Regions from separate parts of the Homo sapiens genome. Here region 1 is linked to region 2. A link is a loop called in an ENCODE intact Hi-C map of the cell type or tissue named here. Cell type or tissue: gastrocnemius medialis. All regions are shown on one strand. Region 1 overlaps RXRG (retinoid X receptor gamma). Region 2 overlaps TMCO1 (transmembrane and coiled-coil domains 1).

Region 1 (2,500 bases), 330 kb after region 2:
AAAATATGCGGTGGCTCATGTCTGTAATCCCAGCACTTTGGGAGGCTGAGGCTGGCGGATCACCTGAGGTCGGTTGTTCAAGACCAGCCTGACCAACATGTAGAAATCCTGTCTCTACTAATAATACAAAAATTAGCCAGGTGTGGTGGCATGAGCTTATAATCCCAGCTACTCAGGAGGCTGAGGTAGGAGAATCGCTTGAACCGGGGAGGTGGAGGTTGTGGTGAGCTGAGATCATGCCATTGCACTCCAGCCTGGATGACAAGAGCGAAACTCCATCAAAAACAAAAACAAAAACAAAAACAAAAAACAGGTAATAAGAACTTATTGTAAATATTTTGGTATATTTCTTTCCAGTGTTGTCGTGTATCTATTATGTCTCGTGTGTATCCTCGTGTAACTATTATGTATTACGCATGTCATGTATGCATTTCTAGATATGAAATTATACAGTTTGGTGTATTATTTTCTTCCCTTAGCCATTCTAGAAATTTTATTCAATTACTGACAACTACAAATTATCATTTTCAATGGTTTTGTAATATTTTGCAGTGTGAACATATCCTAATGTATTTAGTCATCGCCCTGTGATTGACATTTGGGTTGTTTCTAATTCATATCACTTTGAAAACTTTGGAACTTGACTCTTCTGCCAGAATATGGCTGGCAGGGGGCTGGGCTGCCTCCACACTCTGGGGAGAGAGGCCAACACTTGTTGCCAGGACTAGGGCAGAACTTAGAACTGCAAGGAGGTGGCAGAGTCCCCTGCATAGTCTCCTGGGTTTGTCCATCACAGCTTGGACTGAGGCTGACTGCCCTGATCAAGTGTTCATAGTTGGCTCAGTAGGTACATCAGGGGTGTCACTGGCCAGGCATGTGGGTGTGCTGAGGGCTGGTCACCTCTGGTCCGCAGAACCTGGTTGAAGGGGATCCTGGCACAGCCAGGTAGAGGCAGATTTCTCAGTGGGAGAGTGCTGCCACTCTGTGGAAACATTTCAGAAGTGCATGTCACAAGGGCCACATTCTGCTTTCACTCTGATCAGAAAGCAGAGATCAAAAGTCAGGTCACAGAACTCACACACACACTCTCTTGCACACACAGCAGGCACCTTCAAAGGCATAAATGCCCCTTGCTGCTAACCTGTGGGTGAGGAATGCTGTGACGTTCATGGGTGTGTTTATTTCTATTAGCCTTGATCTCAGTTCCTAAATCCAGGTCACACAACAAAGAGGGTAGTATGATGGCATACTTCGAATTTTAGATATTGTAAAATCGTGGCCTTTTTAGAGTTAAAAAAATTTTTTAAAGTTAATCCCAGTCTAACTTTGTACTTACAGAGAAGCTGTTTCCTTTGCCTACTTCCATAAAGCTTAACGGCAGAGGCACGGCCGGGAGTTCAGCCTCCTTATTCTCTAACTACCTCTTTCCTGAATGGTGATGCCACTCAAATGCTTTCAGGGGCTTTACCACTGGAGGCTTTTGAAGTAATGTGTAGCATTGGCATAGATCTTTAATTTTTCCATGTAGGGAAGCAATTTCTACTTTTTTAGATGGTGCCGCTTTATTTTCCTTGTATTGCTACATTTCTTTAAAATGTCTTATGGCATAAGTGTAGAAATATACACATTTTCAAGGAACATTGAAATTCTAATTTGTAACTTTTTCATGAAATAATGTTGTGACACTCAGTAAAGATTCATCTGGAACCAGAAATCTCTGACTTAGGGCCACAGTGACTAAAGTGATTTTGGTCCTTGAGCTTTTTTTGGAAGTTGTGAGTAGAGTGACTTTATGTCTAGTAGCATTAATAACGTTAAAAATGAGCTGGCATTGCACTGTGCACAGAGGGTCACACAGACAGAGTGAAAAATGTCACAGAGAGAAGTACCCGAAAGGACATGCAGATGGGAGATGAATTCCTTCACACACTGGTCTTTCTCCCTTTTGTGAATCTCACAACAAATGTCCTCAGTTATAGAAAAATGTGTGTGAGGGTGTGTATGAGTGAGTGTGTGAGGGTATGTGTGTGTGCATGTTGTAAGAACATGTTAGAGTGTGAGTGTGGAGTGTGTCTGCATGTGTGTATGTGTGAGTGCATGCATGCACGTGTGTGTAAGAGTGTGCATGTGCATGTATGTGAGACCACAGGCATGAGATATGTGAGAATGAGTGTGTGCACATGTGTGAGTATGTGTATTGTGTATAATGTGCATGAATATAGTGTGAGAGCATGAGTGTGTGGATGCGTGTGCAAACATGTGAAGTATGTGTGAAGGTGTGTATGCATGAGAGTGTGTGAAGGTGTGTGTGCATGAGTGTGTGTGAAGGTGTGTGTGCAGGCACATGTGAGTTCATGTGAAAGTGTGCATGAGTGGGCATGTGTGTATGTGTGAGGGTGTGTGTGTAAGTGCATGTATGCAAGGGAATGTGACAGTGTAAAAGAGTGTGAGTGTGCGTGTGTGAGTGGTGAGGATGTGTGTGCGGGCACATGGGTGTGAA
Region 2 (2,500 bases):
GAACTGAAGTGTACGGTATATGCTATTAAGTTAAAATAAGAAAATCTGCAGATCCTAGACTGGTACAGCCTACTGAAACATGCTTGCTGAATACAAAAAAGAGGGGGAGGTGGGCAGCAAAAAACACAAAAAATTTTCATATGTTTGTTTTCAGTTAAGGAGGATATATACTAACACTTTTTATTTCCACTTGTCCAGGTGTATGCAAATTCAGTGTCTAGTGAGGGCCTGTTTCCTGCCTGGTTCATAGAGAGTGCCTTCTCTCTGCATGACACGCATGAGAAAAAAAGTCTATAAGGACTATAGTATTGCATAGCTAATGTAAAACTGTTGTATTTGAAGGATCTGTTCTTTTGGTATATAGTTGTCTTCCCCAAGATCCCAGCTGAATTCTAACTACTTATTGCAGCATCCTCAGTGATAGTCATCTTGCAGATAATTTTATTACTTAAATTCTAAAAACAAAAATAGTCTGAAATACTTAAAGCTTGGAAAAATCACAGAAGTCACCTACCTTTATACTTTTTGTTTTATTAATTATAAATTGTTTCTCTACCTATTACTCACTGTTAGCTTATGCACAAGAGAATTATGAACATATTAATATATCCAGTCTGAAATGCCTTAACAGCATTTGAAGTGTTATCATGGAATATATGCTTCTTCCTTTGAACTAAAATCCTTATTAGCCTGCTATTTCCACATGTTTTATTTGCTTTTTAAGATCTTAGGTTACATGTTGTTGTTTTATTTGCTTTTTAAGATCTTAGGTTACATAAGAATTGACTCTATGGTTGCCTGCGAAATGAATAGTCAGAATATGAGGATTTCAGAAACTCAAATTGTAGACTGTACCGTGATTTTCCCATGAATGCCATTGGCAAAGAAATAGGCCTGGTTTTTCGGTTGTTTTGTTGTTGTTTGTTTGTTTTGGAGACAGAGTCTCGTTCTGTTGCTCCGGCTAGAGTGCAGTGACGCAATCACAGCTCACTGCAACCTTCACCTCCCAGGTTCAAGCAATTCTCCCATCTCAGTTTCCTGAGTAGCTGGGATTACAGGTGCATGCCACCACACCCAGCTAATTTTTGTATTTTTAGTAGAGACAGGGTTTCACCATGTCGGCCAGGCTTGTCTCAAACTCCTGGCCTTAAGTGATCTGCCTGCTGTGGCCTCCCAAAGTGCTGAACGCCTGGCAGCTTTCCAATCTTAAGTGTTCTTGGCATAGGAAACATGGAGGCATGAACGTTTGTAATGGATATAGGGACTACTGAATCTAGAGCTGTTGGTGGGCTGTAACAGGAAGTGAAGCTTGTCACTGAGAAGGATTGCCTGAATCTTCACCTCATGGTATAGCATTAAGGAATTTCATTTTTCTTTCTTGTGCTTCTTATAGTGCAAGTCTGCTGGTGACAAATTCTCTTAATCTTCATTTATCTGAAAATATCTTTATTTTATCTTCATTCTTGAAGGATATTTTCATTGGACATAGAATTCTGGTTTGGCTTTTTTGTTCGTTTTAACCTTTAAGCATTTTAAATGCCTTTCCACTGTTTTCTGGCCTCCATTGTTTCTGAAAAGTTCTTCATGTCTTTGTGTCCTCGTAAGTAATGTCACTTTTCTCTAGCTACTTTCAGATTTTCTCTTTGAGATTGGTTCTCAGAAATTTGACTGTGATGTGCCTAGAGTATTTTTATTTAAAGTTTTTCCTGCTAGGACTTATGGTTTTCATTAAATGTAGGGAAATTTCAATCATTATTTCTTTAACTGTTTTCTGCCTCATTCTCTCTCTCTTCTTCTTCTGGAACACCAGTTGCTTATATATTAGTCATTTTGGGTATTGTCCAACAGGACACTGAAGCTATGTTGAATTTTTTTAAATCTTTTTTTTTTTCTGTTCTTCAGATGGGATAATTTCTGTTGATCTGTCTTCAAGTTCACAGACTCCTCTAATCTGTGTTAACCCTAAGCCTACCCAATGATTTTTGAATTTTAGGTAATATTTTTCAGTTTCAGAATTTTTGCTTTATTTGGCATCCTTCCTGAGATTTCTTGTTTGTTAATATATTATGAGCCATATTTTATGTCCATAATTATTTAGCTGCTTTAAAAACCTTGTCTGCTGGGCTGGTGTGGTGGCTCATGCCTGTTCAGCATTTAGGAAGCTGAGGCAGGAGTTCAAGACCAAGAGCCCAAGAGTTCAAGACCAGCCTGGATAACAGAGCAAAATCTCATCTCTACAAAAAATACAAAAATTAGCTGGGCACAGTGGCATGTACCTGTAATCCCAGCTGCTGGGTTATGGGGACTTAAGTGGGAGGATTGCTTTAGCCCTGGAGATCGGGTTTGTGGTAAGCTGTGATCGCGCCTTTGCATTCATGCCTGGGCGGCAGAGCAAGACTCTGTCTCAAAAACAAAACAAAAAAACCTTGTGTGCTAATTCCAACATTTGGAATTTGGACTCCATTCCCTGTTCTCTTTTTTTTGTTTTTTGTTTTTTTTT

Evidence for each region. A loop is a pair of places that touch in the nucleus more often than their neighbours do. Peaks named below come from ENCODE experiments on the same cell type or tissue, not always from the same donor. Only the 100,000 strongest peaks of a DNase experiment are listed, where the experiment ranks them.
Region 1: a loop joins it to region 2, with 2.1 times the contacts of the local background. A loop is called at or near these places in 1 of 110 quality-filtered maps.

What each region holds. Positions count from the first base shown.
Region 1 is chr1:165,402,558-165,405,057 of GRCh38, reverse strand. All of the region lies in intron 9 of RXRG (retinoid X receptor gamma), which reads left to right. Among named protein-coding and RNA genes, the nearest start is that of RXRG, 41 kb to the left of the region's middle. In gastrocnemius medialis, a CTCF peak has its summit at 989; no DNase peak of the experiment used is centred here.
Region 2 is chr1:165,736,726-165,739,225 of GRCh38, reverse strand. All of the region lies in intron 6 of TMCO1 (transmembrane and coiled-coil domains 1), which reads left to right. Among named protein-coding and RNA genes, the nearest start is that of TMCO1, 31 kb to the left of the region's middle. In gastrocnemius medialis, no CTCF peak of the experiment used is centred here; a DNase peak (open chromatin) is centred at 1,155; H3K27ac peaks cover 1,370 bases.